Regions from separate parts of the Homo sapiens genome. Here region 1 is linked to region 2. A link is a loop called in an ENCODE intact Hi-C map of the cell type or tissue named here. Cell type or tissue: dorsolateral prefrontal cortex. All regions are shown on one strand. Each heading gives the region's core, and the rest is flanking DNA. Links, peaks and the distances in the headings are about the cores only.

The links. A loop is a pair of places that touch in the nucleus more often than their neighbours do. Peaks named below come from ENCODE experiments on the same cell type or tissue, not always from the same donor. Only the 100,000 strongest peaks of a DNase experiment are listed, where the experiment ranks them.
Region 1: it touches region 2 in a loop (6-fold over the local background); 94 of 110 quality-filtered maps call a loop at or near these places.

What each region holds. Positions count from the first base shown.
Region 1 is chr3:10,733,671-10,742,415 of GRCh38, forward strand. No RefSeq gene overlaps it. Among named protein-coding and RNA genes, the nearest start is that of LINC00606, 26 kb to the right of the region's middle. In dorsolateral prefrontal cortex, for the core only: CTCF peaks have their summits at 5,366 (motif pointing left) and 5,569; a DNase peak (open chromatin) is centred at 5,371; H3K4me3 peaks cover 774 bases.
Region 2 is chr3:10,340,226-10,348,970 of GRCh38, forward strand. ATP2B2 (ATPase plasma membrane Ca2+ transporting 2) reads right to left here. Exons shown (of 23, transcript NM_001001331.4): 17 at 5,806-5,912; 18 at 5,159-5,350; 19 at 2,527-2,740; 20 at 268-479; 21 at 17-124. Among named protein-coding and RNA genes, the nearest start is that of MIR378B, 14 kb to the left of the region's middle. In dorsolateral prefrontal cortex, for the core only: CTCF peaks have their summits at 4,117 (motif pointing right) and 4,316; DNase peaks (open chromatin) are centred at 372 and 4,106; H3K27ac peaks cover 6,764 bases.

The DNA.
Region 1 (8,745 bases), core at 555-8,554, 390 kb after region 2:
GAAAACAATCTGGCCATTCCTCAAAAGGGTAAACATAGTTACCATATGATTTAGAAACTCCATCCCTAGGTGGAAGAGAACCCAAGAGAATTGAAAATATGTTTTCACACAAACACTTGTATATGAATGTTCATAATAGCATTATTTTCAATAGCCAAAGAGTGAAAACAACCCAAACCTTTGTTAACTGACGAATGTATAAACAAAATGTGGTATATCCATTGCTGTGGTTTGAATGTGTCTCCCAAAGTTCATATGCTGGAAACTTAATCCCTAACACAGCAGTGTTAAGAGGTGGAGCCTAATAAGAAGTGATTAGGTCCTGAGGGCTCATGAATAGATTAATGTCAGTATCATGGGAGTGGGTTAGTTATCTTGAGAATGGGTTTCTTATAAAAGTGAGTCTGGCCCCCCTGTGTGCTTGCTCTCTGGCTCTCTTGCCCTTCTGCCTTCTCCCATGGAATGCTGCAGCATGAAGGTGCTCACCAGATGCTGGTGCCATGCTCCTGGACTTCCCAGCCTCCAGAAACATGAGCCAAATAAACTTCTATTGTTTATAAATTACCCAGTCTCAGGTATTTTGTTATAGAAACATGAAATGGACTAAGACATCTGTACAATAGAATACCATTCAGCCTTAAAAAGGAATTAAGTACTAATATAAGCTACAACATGGTTGAGCTTCAAAAACATGCTAAATGAAAAAAGTCACATGCAAAAGGTCACACACCACATGATTCTAATTATAGGAAATGTCAAGAATAGCCAAATCTATGGAGACAGAAAGTAGATTAGTGGTTGTGTGAGGCTATGGGGAGGAATGGAATGAGGAGTGACTACAAATGGGTACAGGACTTCTTTTGGGGGCGATAAAGATGTTCTAAACTTAGATAGTGGTGATGGTTGAATCGTACACTGAATTATACAATTTAAAAGGGTGAATTTTATAATATGCAAATTATATCCCAATTAAGCTGGTTTTTTAAAATGAAGGTGAAATAGAGACTTTTTCGGGCATATAAAAGTTGAAAGTCTTCACCACAAATAGACCAACACTTTAAAAAATATTGAAGAAATTCCTTTAGGCAGAAGAAAAATTATAATTACATGGAAAATATGGATATATACAACAGAATGAGAAGTACAGGAAATGATCAACATATGAGGTAATAAAAATATACTTTAAACTATTTTAAAAATATAATTAACTATTTAAAGCAATGATAATAATAAATTACATGGTTTATATACAAGTAGAAGTAAAATGCATGGCAGTGATAGGACGAAAGCCAAGCAAGGTAAAATGAAGTATTCTGTTGTAGGGTCCTTATATTCCATAATATAATTATTATATTTTCAGAATCGTACTTGAATATAGACTGTGATAAATTCAAAGTTATAAGTTGTATGCTCTAAAGCAATCACTAAGAAATTGAGCATATAATAAGCTAACAAGGGAGATAAAAACAAGGGAGATAAAAAGAAGCATAAAAACATTCCCAAAAAGGCAGAAAAAAGAGAGGGAAAATGAACAAAGACCAGATAGGACAAATAGAAAGCAAATGGTGAGATGGTAGATTCACACTAAATTATATCAATATTCACATTAAATTTAAATGATGCTTATTATCTAGTTAAAAGACAAGTGTTGTCAGACTCAATAAAAAAGCAAGACCCAACTACATGCTGTCTACAGTAAACCCACTTTGAATATAAAGATACAAATGAGGCTTCAAGGGAAAGGATAGAAAAGAGTATACCATCAAATATTAATCTAAAGAAACCAGGAGTGGTTTTATTAATATATCCTGCAGTGAAGCAGGATTCCTTGGTACAAGCTGGCTTAAACGTGGATTCCGGGTTCTACCTGGGGATGGGACTAGCCCACAGGATGGAGAGTTGTAAGTCTTGAATGCCAGACTAAGGAGCTGGCATGGATGTGGATAGACAATAAGTTAACTGAAGGGCTTGGGGTGTAGCCTGTGGAATGCCTGGAGTGGGCTGCAGACTGGAGACAGAGACCCAGGGAGGGTTTCAGCTATGGGGTGATGGAGGCTGGGACCACTGCAGGGCAGTTAGAGATGCAGCGATGCCTTTGAGAGGCTACAGACATGGGACTGAAAGGCAGAACATCAAGAACAGAGGGAAAGGAGGAGAGAATTTTAGCCAGAGCTTCCATCACCCCATACCTGAAACCCTCCCTGGGTCTCTGTCTCCAGTCTGCAGCCCACTCCAGGGATTCCACAGGCTACACCCCAAGCCCTTCAGTGAGCCTATTGTTGGTCTGTTTAGCATTTGCTGCCTATCTATTATGTGACAAGCTCTGAGCTGCTGGCACTGTGGAGAGTTCAGAGATAAGGAAGGCACAGACCCCACCTTCCAGAAGCAAACTATGAGTCTGTACTAGTAGGGTTTGTATTATCCTAACTTGCATTATGATAAATCTCCAATAATGCTCTGGAATGGAGCATTTCCCAACTCACTCGACCATTTGAAGAGCAGAGGCATAGCAGGGGTTATCAATTGTTGAGCCTTACTGCAGGCCAGATATTTTATCTCAGCTGAGCTTGAGGGGCAGCACATTGCAGTGCAGCACTAAGATGTGAGGGGTGCCTCTCATAAAACTCCAAATTTATCTCATTTTTTTTTAAACTTTACGTTCTAGGGTACATGTGCACAATGTGCAGGTTTGTTACATATGTATACATGTGCCATGTTGGTGTGCTGCACCCATTAACTCGTCATTTACATTAGGTATATCTCCTAACGCTATCCCTCCCCCGTCCCACCACCTCACAACAGGCCCCGGTGTGTGATGTTCCCCTTCCTGTGTCCAAGTGTTCTCATTGTTCAATTCCCACCTATGAGTGAGAACATGTGGTGTTTGTTTTTTTGTCCTTGTGACAGTTTGCTGAGAATGATGGTTTCCAGCTTCATCCATGTCCCTACAAAGGACATGAACTCATCCTTTTTTATGGCTGCATAGTATTCCATGGTGTATATGTGCCACATTTTCTTAATCCAGACTACTGCAGCACTATTCACAATAGCAAGGACTTGGAACCAACCCAAATTTATCTCATTCTTATGAACGTCTGCCATTCCACAAGCTGGAAGACAGGGAATAAATGTGAGTCCTGTAGGAAGGCATGAGGTGGGAATGCAGACAGGTAATGTTGTACCACAGGTGAGCTCAATCAAGTTAGAGGCACTCACTCATTTCCCTACCCTCTGAGGCAGATCAAGGAATCCCCTCCAGCAATTTCCCAGACCATTGGCTACATGGTGGTGCTGGGGGAATATTAAAGGAGCAGCAGCATTTTACAAATGCCTGGTTTACAGGTGAGGAGAGGCTTTCAGACTTGTCCAAGGAAACACTGCTGATAAGACGTGGGATTTGAACCCAGATCAGTCTTACTACAAAGTCCAATCTCTTACCTCCTGTGTAGTGTGGTTTCCTAGGGCTGGGGGGGTTAGAGGAAAAGAGTTTCCAAAATACTCCTTTGCAGGATAATAAACCCATGATTCCTTTAAACACCGAAAGCAGGTGCAAGAATACTAAATAAGCCTAGAATATCTCGTACCAGAAAATAAGGAAATGTTCAAGGAAGGACGTTGGCATGTTAAAGTGACAGAGGGGCCAGCTTGAAGGGGCTCCCACTGGCCAAAGCCAGGGAAATTTGAATGTCAAAAGAAATAGTCACAGTAATAGATTATAACCCATTAAATAAAACAAGAATCCACGAATCCTTACCAAGTACATATACGAATGAATGAATGAATGGATGGATGGATGAGTGGGGAGAGGAGAGATCTTTTCCTTACAGTTAGATTGCCAACTGATACATTTAGAAGGTATGACAGAGGCTGGGCACGGTGGCTCATGCCTGTTATCCCAGCACTTTGGGAGGCTGAGGTGGGAAGACTGCTTGAGGACAGGAGTTCAAGACCAGTCTGGGCAACAAAGTGAAACCCTCTCTCTACAAAAAAATAAAATTTAAAAAGTTAGCCAGTTGTGGTGGTATGTGCCTGTAGTCCTAGCTACTTCGGAAGGCTGAGGCAAGAGGATTACTTGCCTAGGAGTTAGAGGCTGCAGTAAGCTATGATTGTGCCACTGCACTCCAGCCTGGGGCAACACAGCGAGACCCTGACTCTAAACAAAAGAAGGAGGAGGAGGAGAAGGAGGAATGATGGAATCAGGAAATCACCATTTGGCAACTGTGTTAGTAACAACTTCATCCAGGCAAAAATCCCCAAAGAATGCTACAACTAAACTTTGATGATGAATGACATCATTCCGAGGTACCTCCCCAAGAAAATACTTATTGCTGACAAAGGGGAAAAGAAGAACTAAGGAAAAAATGGCGGACACCACCTTAATAAGGCGATTGACGTTCCTGCACCAGTAATGCGGCAAAGAGAAATTGTGTGCTACCCACTAGGACGCAATGAGAACACAGCATCATTTCTGTGATGTTCCTACTGAAAACAGGCAACCTGAACCCAATAAGAAAGAAACAGCAGCCAAACTGGAGCTGTGGGACCTCCTGCAACATACGTAGCCTAAAATCTTCAAAAGCATCAAGGTTGTGCAAGTCTATGGAAGACTGAGGAGCTGTTCCAGAATGAGGGAGGCTAGGGGGAAATGACAGCTAAATGCCGTGCAGGATTCGGGACCGAATCCCTTGCTCTGAAAGGCATTATCGGGATAGCTGGTTAAACTTGCCTGGAGTCTGAGGATTAGGTGGTTACAATGCATTGATGTAAATTTCCTGATTTTGGTGCTTGTGGTTAGGTAGAGAATGTCCTCATTTGTAAGAAATATCCACAAAATATTTGGGGGGTGGTGGAGTATCACGTTAGTAACTTACTTTTTTCCCCGCTAAAATGGCTTGGGGGAAATAGCTCTTTTTACTACTGCGGCAGCTTTCTGTAAATTTGAAATTATTATACAAACCCGAAGGTGCTTTTGGGCAGTTTTCTCGCCGTTGTTACCTGATGAAGGTGTTACTCGTGGAAAGGAAAGGACTTTCTGAAGAGGGTCGAAGGCCCCCTTTTCCCTCTCAGGCCGGTGAAACTCCTGGGGACTCCTCGCACAACAGACAGAGGACAGCGCCAGCGCCCCCAGAGGTGGTCGGGAAAGGGCCTGGGGTGGACTCTAGAGACCTGCAGCCACGCGCAGCTCGCCGCCGCTGTTGCAAGCTGATTGTCGTCGTCAGCAAGTTCTTCCTTCTGGAATCCACCACTTGGGCCTAAGGGGAGGCTGGTTTGTGTCCTGGAAGAACCGGGTCCCTCCGCCCTAACCATCAGGTCGGCGTTACTTGAGGCGTTCTGATCCCTTCAGCCTTCCGATCCCTTCAGCCTTCCGGTGCCAGCTCTGCAGTGATGGCGCCCCCTGGTGTCCAATGAAAGAGGCGCAACTGCCGTTAAGTGCAGATCTTCCAGGGGAGAGACAAGTATTTCTGCCCGCCCGATTCCGATTCCCAAATTTACTCCTCCTTGGACCAGCCAGCCCACCTACTTCCATTCATTTGGGCATGTGTTCTTCATTTTATTCATTCATCTGTTTGTTCATTCATGCACCCACTGCGTTCCGGGTACCGAGTTTGACCCTGGAAGTACACAGGTAGATCATGGCCAGGCTTTAGCCTCAAGGAGCCCTCAGGCTGACGGAGGCACAGGCTCTCACACCACAGCAGGATCTCTGCCTCCTGAAGGTAAGTGCAAGGGGCTCTGGGAGCACCCAAAGTGATCTAGGAAGTCTTCCAGGAGCAGGTGACCACAATTCAGCTCCTTTTTATTCCCACTGCCACTGCCCTGTTCTCTAAAGCCCCTTGCCCCTCTGTCCTCACAGCTGGAGCATCACTACCCTCTCTTCCAGGGCTTCCGCTCAGTCTAGACCTGGCGGACAGAGGGCTATCCTCCTACTTGGCCACAAAGGCAGGCATAGGCACAGGCAGCCCTGAGGCACAGCTTCCCCTGCTGATAATAGCGTTGATGACAAGGATATGGATATGGATATGGATATGGATATGAATATTAATAGAAGCTGACATTTAGTGAGGGCTTAGTTTGTTCTAGGCACTGTGCTAAGAATTGTACAACATGACACCATCTAATCCCCACCGCTGCCCATAGACATTGGATACTGGGATCATACCCATTTTACAGTGGAGGAAACTAAGGCTCAGTGAAGTTAAGGAGGGAACCTCACCAGTCATCTTCCAGTCAGGGAGTCTGCAGCTTCTCATAATCCATACCTGCCATGCCATGCTCCCTACCTTCCCTGCTGTTCACTGCAGAAGGTCCCCAGTTCTGTCAAAGGTCATCTCTGGACCCATCACTGCATGTTCTAGAGAGCTTGACTGCGTAAATACTTTCTAATGCTAAAGTATTGTTGGAAACCTCTCCTCCCTTCAGAGGAGACTGCTGCCCTCAGGGGGCTGGGACTTCCCCAAACCACAAAGCTACTACATGGCAGGGCCTGGACATGAATAGGGGTCAGAGATATTTCCACTTCTCTATCCCCAAGGGCATCTTCCTCAGTGGATGCTCAATGAATATCTGTTGCTTGCAGAAAACTGCCTCCTATTTAACACCTGATATTGACCTAAAACTATCAGGACTTTTATTTCCAATGCTCAAGCTGGTTTTGTTTGTGATAGCTAGAATCCTCATGCAATGACATGAAGGAGATTGAACTGGCCATTGCGGGGCCATGGCGTACATTTTCCTAGTGCCCACTATGTGCCAGACGTGGTTATACTCATCACATCATCAGTTCCTCATGACGGCTCTTCAGAGGAGTCCATTTGACAGATGAAGTGGAGTCCCAGAAAGCTGAGAACTTTCAATACCCTGGAGACGCTCAGAGCTACTCTTCAGGCCCCCGCACCCTTTTCTGTCCCACTAACACACCAAGCCCATTCCCTTCTCCAGGCCTTTGCACTGGCTGTTCCCTCTATGCCTGCATGCTCTTTCCCAGGGTCTTCTCCTGGCTGGCTGTTCCTCATCATTCAACTCTCTGCACAATGTCACCTCCTCTGGCCACCCTACTGACCCCTGTCACTCGCTACCTCACTACCCTGTCCAGCGGTGGCTGTGCTCTGAGACCCTCATTCATCTATGAGCTTGCCTGTTCATTGAATTTATTTCCCGCATGCATGAGAGCTCCCTGAGGGCAGGGACTCTGTCATCTGTGTCCCAGCATCCAGAACAGTGCCTGACGTATCAGAAGTGCTCAGTGAATATTTGTTGAATGAACGGAATCATTTGCCGGTCTTGTCCATTGGATCTCTGACAGCCTTCTGATGTAGTAGGAAGATGGCCCTTCCTACCGCTGCTGCTCAGCTGTGACCCCAGTCCCTGGGGACCCTGCCAGGTGTCTAAGCCATCTGATAGAGCATCTTTCTAACCCACACTTCTGTCCATGTCACTCTCCTCCTCAAAAAACATCATCGTCATCATTATCATCATAATCATCATCATCATCATCATCATCATCATCATCATCATCATCAATCTGTCACTTGATGGAGACTGTGAAGCTGTCTGTCATCATTGCTATATTAAAAGTCCCCCGTATTTCAAGGTTTTATCCCAATTTAGAGATGGGGGAACAGAAGCTTAGACAGGTTGAGGAACTCGCACAGGCCCACACAGCTGCTGAGTGGGCAAACTGAGATTTGAACGCAGGTCAGTGTGATCCCAGGTCCCCACTCTTAGCGGCTGTCTCCTACCATAGAGCATAGCTTTCACGTGCATCAAACTTGAGCATGTGTCAGAATCATCTGGAGAGCTTGTTAATACGCAGGTTACTGGGCTGCACTCCCAGAGTTTCTGACTCCACTTGTCTAGGGTACGGCCTGAGAATATGCATTTCTAACAGGCTTCCAGGTAAGATGACCACTGGCCTCACACTGAGAGAACCACTGGCCTGGAAAAAATACACAGCAGCCCAAACAAATAGAACTTTGTCTGCAGTTTCAGGAGGTTCATGGATCCCCTGCAGCCTCTCCATGTGCTTTGGGAATAGGGAAGGATCTGTGGACCTCACCTTCAGAACCACTGTTCAAACAAACAATGTAAGTCAGATCCACGACATCCTGAGGCCCTGAGTTCTGTTCAGCAAGTTTCCTTTAAGCAAGGGCCACCAGAGTCTCGGCCTTAGTCCCTTTGCAAATCTGACTCTTTCTTACTAAAGTTAATTATCTGACATTGAAACGTACCCTAGCTGACACACCACAGAAAGGCCTCCACTTGTCTCACCGACGCAAATGATAAATAGAGGGCCCAGAGCAATTTCTCTCAGAGATTTCATGTCAGTATTTTAATAATCATTGAGCAGGGCCCTGGGAGCCAATTACAAAACTAGGACAGATTTTTTTCTAAAACTACTTGGTTTCCAACTCCTAAAACTTGTAGGCGTCTAAAACTGATGGATCTGAAGGGTTCTGACATAGTTTCCCCCAAGGATGAGTCGTGCATAGAATTTGAAATTTAGTTCCAGGAAAGCTGAAGCTGTGATGTTTCCCTCCTCTTCCCCTTCCTCCTCCTCCTCCCGCTGCTCCTCTTCCTCCCTCTCCTTCTTCTCACTCTCCTCCTCCCATTTTCCTCTCCTCTTCCCTCCCCCTTCACCAGTCTCCTTACTAAAACTGAGTTGCCCTGAGACTGGAGCCTGGATGTGGGAAGCCTGCCCGATTGTTGGCTGTGGGCACTGGGAGCCTTCAGCCTTCATCCTTTCTC
Region 2 (8,745 bases), core at 359-8,358:
CCTACCAGGAACTTACCTGGCCCCAAACGAGCTCTCCTAACCCAATGAATATGCACCACATCCACTGGTCCAGCTGCAGTGGAGAGCAGCTGAATGGCTTCCCTCCAAACTGCACGATCACTATCTGGAGGTCACAGGGGAGCAGAGAAAGAGAGAGAGAGAGGCCATCAGGGACCAGCACAGAGGGCTGGGCTCTCAGGGTCCTGCCCAGGGGCTCCAGCCGCTTGCTGCCCACCCCGGGCCTGGTTAGGGTGGGGGCCTCACTACCTGGATGGCAAAGGTGCCCAGCACGATGGTGCAGAAGATGGGGTTCCGGAAGATGCCGTCAAAGACATTGCGCTCGCCGTGGATCTTGCGGGCGTTGATCTCGTTGAAGAGCTGCATCATGACGAAGGTGTTGAAGATGATGGTGTAATGTTCTGAGGGTGGCGAATGCAGGGGCGCGTTCCTCCCGCTGTCGATCTGGAACATCTTCTCGCCTGCCAAGTGAGAGAGTGGGGCTGGGCTGAAGGCAGTGGTGGGGGAATCAGAGGGGAGATGCCTGGCCTTTCGTGGGGGCCTCTTCTGAGCAGTGACGTGAATCCCCAAGACATCAAGGCATGCTTGGACAGTGGGGGGCCAGGGCTGTGCTGTCAGCTGGTCAGAGACTAGGACTGAAGGGTCAGCAAAGCCCTTTCTCCTCTGGGGAAGAAAGGCCTTGGGCAACTGTCTTCCACTTTTTCTGTGGAAACCCGATAAAGGTGGACGGCCGGCTGTGTTAAAGGTGGGCGACATGGCTTCTAAAAAGTGACCTCAGACTGGAAAACTCATTCTGGACTGCGAGGACAGGATACCTGCGGGAGGTTTTGCGCTGCCCCGAGAGTGCTGCTTCTTGTTCCTGAGCATGTCCCTTGCTGAGACCTCTACAAGCTCATGGGGCTGTTACTAGAGATGCCAATTCCTATATGGAGCCCAGGACTTCTGGGCTAGGCTGGCTCTGGACCCTCCCATGTGGCTTCATTCTAACACCTGAGCTGTCACATGGCAGGGCACTGCTGTGTAGACGCTGCTGATAGGGTGTCTGATGCAGTCCTGTATCCTTTTTGTTTTGTTTTGTTTTGTTTTTGAGATGGAGTCTCGTTGTTGCCCAGGCTGGAGGACAGTGGCGTGATCTCAGCTCACTGCAACACCCGCCTCCTGGGTTCAAGTGATTCTCCTGCTTTAGCCTCTCAAGTAGCTGGGATTACAGGTGCGCACCATCACGCCCGGCTAATTTTTGTATTTTTAGTAGAGATGGGGTTTCTCCATGTTGGCCATGCTGGTCTCGAATTCCTGACCTCAAGTGATCCACCCGCCTCGGCCTCCCAAAGTGCTGGGATTACAGGCATGAGCCACTGCACCTGGCCAAGTCCTGTGTCCTTTTGCACAGCTGAGTAAAGTGGTGCCAGGAGGCTTGTGGAGTTTTCTGGGTGTGAGATGTCCCAAGACTACCCAGGGTAGGTGCTGCTCAAGTGGTCAAGCCAGCAAGCCGACCAGGACCCCCGCTCTCCTCTCCTCTCCAACCCCTCCACCTCCTCTGAGTCTCTTCTAGTTCTGCATATAAGTGGCTTCCTCTAAGCTTTTTCATGATAAGTTTTACAACAGTAAAATGTGTCCTGACAACACACTACTTTCAAAATTTATAAAAGGCAACTAACTGCCTTTGAGGAATGGATCCATGCCCACCTCCATCACACTCTGGGCTTTGAGGACAAGTGAAAGGCCAGCTCCGGGAGGCTCCTGTAAGGAGAGAACTGGCCCTGATTCCATGTGGGACTGCGGGCCAGACCCTTCCCCTCTCTGGGCCTCTGTTTCCCCATCTGTGACCTGGGGATAGGCTTTGTTGGGATTGCCTCCGAAGCATCTGTGGAAACCAGGCCAGTCTTGGCCCCAGCCAGACCTGGTTCTGTGCCCAGACTCTTCCTCAGACTGGCTGTGTGCCCTTGGGCAAGTCACCTCACCTCTCTGAGCCTTGGTGCCCTCGTTTGTAATGTGGGGTGGAGGCAAATGTGCTTGCCTCACTGAGTGGAAGACCCAACCAGGCAGCCCAAGTGGAAGCATTGTGAGAGTCGGTGGTGGTGTGAGCGTGTATGCCCTGCCCCAGGAAGCCTTGCTGAGGGTCCCTTCCACGGGGCCAGGATAAGGTGCTGGAATGGGTCAGAGAAGGGGTGAGTCACTCCCCTCCCAGCCTCAGGTGCCTCTGGGGCTGCCATGCAGTGCTTCAGCACCCGGTCAGGGCCTTGCACGGTCTGTACTTGTTGCCAGGAGCTGTCACCAGTGGAGAAAGCCACTGATGGCTTTAGGGTTAGCCAGAGCTGGGACAGGGCCAGGCCCTGTTCAAGACTTGCTGGTGTGACCTTGGGCAACTTACTTGACCTCCCTGGGCCTCAATTTCCCCATTAGCAAAACAGGAGGGGGTTGTGACTCGAGAATGCTGGGTGAGAGCCATGGTGCACCCAGAAGGTGATGACCCCGCCTGGGAGAGGCGTGGGTGGGCGAGGCGCTCACCAACAAAGAGCAGGGTGAAGATGAGGGCAAGCTGGTAGACAGCATGGCCCAGGATGTTCTTCATCATGGTCCTGGAGATGAGCGGCTTGTTGCGGCCGTACGGCTTCCTCAGCAGCAGGGTCTCCGTGGGCGGCTCAGTGGCCAGTGCCAGCGAGGCAAACGTGTCCATGATGAGGTTCACCCAGAGCATCTGCACGGCCTTCAGAGGGGAGTCCTGGGGACGGGCAGGAGAGGGCTGTCACCTGTGCGCCCACCTGCTGCTGTGAAGTGCTGGGCGGGCTCATGGTGTAGTGTCCGCAGGCTCCTGCTGGAGGCTGGAGTCCGACCTGCCCCTTGGCTCCCCAGCAGGCATGGAGTTGTTCTCTGATGCCTTCTCTGGAGAACAGTGCAGACCTGCCCACCTCAGCCACATCTTCCCTGCCAGGAGATAAGTGAGTCCCCCCAGGCCCAATGGCCACCAGCTCCCTGCCTTCTGGTAAATTCAGCTGCATCTCACCATCTTCCCCTCTCCCCTCCAGCCCCCGAGGAGGGGGTCTCTCCTGGCTGAGGCCAAGACCATTCCCACCGCCTCCGGCATGGGCTCCTACCTCCTCCCCCCACTGCCTCCTCCCCCTCGGGCTTTCTATCCTACAAACAGTGCCCGTCCCCCACCCCCCCAATGTCTCCTCCCCTCTTATCCCGCCTTACCTTAAAAAATTATTGTGCGTATCTATGACTCAAAAATTAATACATTTCAAGGTAGGAAATATGGCAAATGAGGAATAGCAAAAGCAACTAAAACTGTCAAGGACCTCACCACTTTTAGGTCACCACTGTCCAGGTTCTGGGAGGGACCCTTTCAGACCTGTCTCTTTGGCTGAGAGGAGCTGGTTCTTCTGTCCCCATCCTTCCTCACACCCCCACGTATCTTGTCCACAGCAGCCAGACTTTGGCCCCTCCACGTTCCCAGAATGCCCTCCGCCCACGTCACCAGCACCTTCTGTGCCACGAGTTGCAGGACCTCTTCTCGGCCAGATGTCACTGACCTCGCCCCTGCACTCCCACTTGTAATCCTGACCCCACTCTCCTGGTCGTCGTCCTCCCTTCCTTTTAAATCTGTGTTCCTGCCTCAGCCCCATTCTCCTCCTCGTCCTGTGGCTTTAGTTACATCCGTCTAGTGGCCTGTGGAACACCTCCTCCAGGAAGCCCCCAGACCCTGTAAGCTCAACAGCCCAAACCCGATGCTCTTCCCACCTCTGTTCTCTCCCAAAGCCCCATATACCTGCATCCCTTCCACTCATCACCTCCCAGGTTTCATCACAGCCCCTGCTCCTGGCTTTCTCTCTCACCTCCTCCTTGCCTCAGCCTCGCTCCCCTTGCCCCCGTCCTCCCCACCCCGGGCTTTCTCTAATTCCATATACCTCAGGGTCAAGTGTGCCCGTCTTCTTATCAATGCTGCATGGCCTCGCCACCAACTCAATCAAAGACCTCAGGCAAACTGATAGTGGTCTCAGAATCTCAGTTTCCCTATCTGGCATCAAGACCTTCTGGTTTCCAAGTTGCTGGGGCCGCAGGAGTGTTCCTCAAGCTGCCACTAGAGGGAGTGTCTCATCCACAGGCCAGGAAAGAGGGCCCTTCTGAGCAAAAGGAAGCCCCCAGCCACCCTCCCAAGGCTCCGATTCTCAGGGCTGGGGTAGCCGGAGCTGCCACCTATATTCCCCCAGCGCAGGAAGCAACAGAGGGGAGCAGTGTTCCAGCGCCACACAGCTCTTGGGGCAGTGCTGCACTCTGGGCCTCTGGGGGCTCCTGTGGGCATGGGCTTGTCTGCCCAGGTGGCTACTGGGAGTGTTGGGCCTTGGGGATCCCCTGGGGCTAAGGGAGACCCATTCTTGCCTCCCTGGCCAGGCTGGTCAGCCCCTGTGGGGAGTATCAGGAGACTGCAAGAACAATGGCAGGTCCCTGGCCAGTCCATCCTCTGAGCCTCAGTTTCTGCCTCTGTAAAATGAGGATCATCACAGTTCCCACCTCATGGAGCTGCATGAAGAAGCAGTCAGTCTGCAGACATCTGGGGCCTGCCTGCCAGGCTCAGTGCATAGGGCTGCTCCAGACCCAGTCGTGGTATCTGGCCAGACTCCTCTGTGACCTTCCCAGTGAGCAAGATCCCCGACTCCCTCCAGTTATCCCCACCTAGCACCTCCTAAGGCACTCCACACTCCAGTCCAGAGCCAGGGCCCCAGGGCCCCCACTGGCTCTTTGTCCTCACCTGGATGCCTGATCCCCCTTGGGCCCTGGCCTGCCCCTCCCTGCCTCCCTCTGCCCTCGTGGTGGCCAAGGGCCCTGCCTTCTCTTGAGGATTCCCTCTCCTGCCTCCTGCAGTGAGGGCCAGGCTGTGAGCCTGACAGCTCCCATTTGCTGGGTGACCTTGAACAAGTCACGCCACCTCTCTGAGCCTCATGTCCTCGACTCCCCTGGGGCCAGTGCCTGCACCTGAGCTCTGTGATGCAGTTCCTGGCCCCCAGCAGGTGCTCCATCGATGGGTGCCTCATCCCCGGCTGTTCTGACAGGGACAACCTGGAGTACCCTAAGGCCCCCGAGCCTCTGTGGGGGGTCTCCGCCCTCCCCCAGGCTTTGGTGTGGTCTCCTGCGGACCCACCTGCGTGATGCAGGCGCCTGTGAAGGCCACAATCACGGCCACCACGTTGACGGTGAGCTGGAACTGCAAGAATTTGGAGATGCTGTCATAGACGTTGCGGCCCCACATCACTGCCTTGACGATGCTGCTGAAATTGTCGTCTGTCAGGATGATGTCTGAGGCCTCCTTGGCCACGTCAGTGCCTGCGATGCCCTGTGGGGACAGGGACAGGAGGCTGGGTGGGGTGGCCGGGGGAGGTGACCACTTCTAGCATCACCATCCTCACTCCCTCCACTTCCTCAGTCCTACACAACTCCCAGTGGGCCCAGCACAGCCAGACCACACAGGGACACCCCACTCTTCACGCTCCTCACAGACCCAGCTCCCTTCACCCTCAGGAAGCCTCACCCTGGCCCCCTCTCCCCCTCTGTTATCTTCCTCCTCAGCCTGCAAGTGCCCCCCTTCACACAGCTCCCCCAGAGCAAGAAGCATCCTATGCCTTTCCAGGAAGACCTCGGGGTCAGGCTGAGTCTCGAGAAGGGTGGGCACCCACGGCAGATGGCGGGTGGGCCAAGTGTGAACTGGGGCTCCTGAGTAGCCAGCCCAAGGTTGTGTAGTCCAATCTCCCCAGCCCCCACCACCCCAGGCCCTCTGTGGGCCGTTCCTACCATGGCGAAGCCCACGTCGGCCTTCTTGAGTGCAGGCCCGTCGTTGGTCCCGTCCCCCGTCACGGCCACCACCTGCCGCTGCTCAGTGTGTGTGCTGTCGATGATGCCTGTTGGGGCAGGAGTGTGCTCAGGCCCTGGGCCACTCAGGTGGGAGGCAGCCTGGGCCAGCCCTGGTCCTCGGGAGGGGCCTGGCTGGGCATGGCTTCCTCTCTGGTCCCTGTCCAGCCGCCCCCTCCATCCAGGCTCTTCCCAGCTCCAGGCTGGCCTATAGCTGCCAGCAGGTTACAGTGGGCTCCTTACTGGGCTGGTGCCGACTTGGGGCCCCCTGTGGCCCGGGCCCTGCTCACCTCTCCAGCCCCCTCTTTGCTGTCTGCAACCTGTGGCCACATTGGCATCCATCCTAACCAGAAACACTGTATCCTCTAACTGTGCTCAGGGCCCCCTCTGCCTCAGCAGGGCTCCCAGGGTTTCAGCAGGACCTCACCATCTGTTCCTCCCGACACCACTAGCCAGCACTTTCTCCCTGGGGAGTCCAGGCTTGCTGAGGAGGCCTTGGCTTTGTCATTTGCCAGTGACCTCTGCCCCACCATTCTGGCCCTGACCTCCCTCCAGACATTCATCTTCAATAAAACATTCAACGAATAACAGAATGAACAAATGACATGTGGCCCCAGTCACTGAGCTGGGGCCAGTGGAAAAGGGTGGGTGAAGGATGTCATCGGTGGGGACCTGTGGAGTTTGTGGGACTCCTCATTCATGGGGCTTGCGAGCAGGGATGTCCATGGGCACGACAGGAATTTGGGTATCAGCATCCATGGGTCTCTCATTCTGCACATTGAATGTATCACCAAGGCCTGCCAATTCTGGCTCCAAAATCCCACTGAAACCCTTCCTTTTCTCTGTCTCCACCCTCTGCCACCAGCATCACTTTGTTTCCTCTCACTGACTCTGGACTCCCCCTCCAACTTGCTTCCCCACAGCAACCTCAGGATCTCTCTAACACCCATGTCTGAACCAGTTCCGTCCCCCAGCCATCCCCGGAATGTCGTTTTCCTGCTTCCCCCCTTGGTCTCAGGATAACATCCATGTTCTTAGCTCCACTTATGAAGTCCTCTGTGACCAGGCCTCACTCACATCCTGACCTCTTCTCTTCTCTCATCCCCTGGCCACCCCCAATCTGTGCTTACGGTCCCACAGAGCTAGCTCTCACTGGCCCTGTGTCTGGGCAGGCTGTTCCCTTGGCTGGAGGTACTCCTGTCACCCACCTGTACTGTATTTTTGGCTCAGAGGCTGCTTTTCCCAGGAAGCCTTTCTGACCCTCTGAGGATCCCTGCCTGCCCTTAATCAGATCCATGTAACTCTATGTGCTGCTCCATCCTTGCGCATCTCTCTGCTCTGTGCCTAGCAGACGGCAGCAGCCTGTGGAATGAGGCGCTGAGTTCCATAACCTGGGGCACTGTGCCCCCAACCTGCTCCCTTGCAGCTCTACCCTCTTTCAGGCCCAGCTGCAGTGCCGTGTGTTCTGGGAATCGTTCTGGGCTGCTCCCACCCAGCTGTCGGTGACCCCTCAGTTCCACCGTCCTGGACTCAGCCTCCCCAAGCTTGTCCCCTTGGGACATTAGGCCTGAGTTTCCATAGTTCCCTCAGTCAGCCTGGGGGCTCCTCCAAGGCAGGGACGGGTCAAATTTCTGCCCTGTGGCTCCCAGGTGGTGCGGACCGTTGCGTAGCTCAAGCTGTGCGGAAAGCTGGGAGGAAACCTCTCCCTAGACGCCTCCCTGCCTCCAGTCCTGGGGTGGCCTGACTGTGTGCAGTCACCAGGGGCCTCCCTGTGGCTGCTTCCTATGGTCACATTTCTGTTCTGTCCCCGCAGACCTCTCAGCAACTATTTCCACCATGGACCACACCTTCCTCCTCCACAGGCCTCCTTCCTTGTCTTCCCGGCACCACTCCCCACTGACCATCCTCCTGCCCCTCTAGCCTCCTCCCCTTGGCCTCCTCTGTAGGTTCTCAGCCTGCACCATCACTCGGGCAGCTCTTGGCTTCTGCAGCTCCTCTCTCCCCACCCACATGTGCCACCCAGGACTCTGTCTCAGGCCTGCTCTCCCTCCTCGCTCGATGTCCAATGCTCTTCTCCAACAGGTATAGACTGATGGGATCCCAGACCCTCCTGCTCCTCATCCCTCCATGACATGCAAACCACCACCCAGCCCAGACCCCTCCACTACCCAAACTTTCTCAGACCCGCACCTGGCAGCTCCACTTGAGGTGTCACCACTGTGGGCAGGTGACAACTCTTAAGCAGGACAATCCTACAGGTCCCTCCACTGCCAGGCCGTGCTCTGCACTGCAGGGTAAGTTTTCTAAAATGATGCTTCTACCCTCTAAACCCTCCCATGTTCCTGTGCCTGGTGACACGGTGCAGGCCATGACGGGGTGCTCGTGGTGGGCATTGGCGGCCCTGCAGGATCTGCTGCCCTCCCACCTGCTCCAGTCTCCTGTAGCTTCCCTCTCCCACCCCGAGGTCCTGGCCCAGATCCTTGAAGGCATCTGGGGATCTTCTGCCTCTAGCCCTTTGCAGAGCAGTTCCCTGCCTTGCCTCAAGCACAGGCCCTACCAACCCTGGAGCCCATCCCACCTTCCATGGCCTGTGACCTAAAGCCTCCCTAGTCCAAGTTAGAGGCAGTGTTGGGTCCAGAGCACCCCATGCCAGCAGTGCAGCCTTTTGCTCTATGCAGGGACCACTTATTCAATGCCTGCTGCGTGCAGCCTGGCCCATGAATTCCACGTGGGCAGGACCAGGCCTGTCCTGAGCAGGGCTGGCACCTGGCAGGACCTCAGTAAACAGTTATGGAGAGAATGAGTGAATGAATAAGAATAAGGATGGGCTGGGCGCCTTCTGCTCCCTTGTGGTTCTGGGGTTCTGGGTTTCTCTCCCCAGGC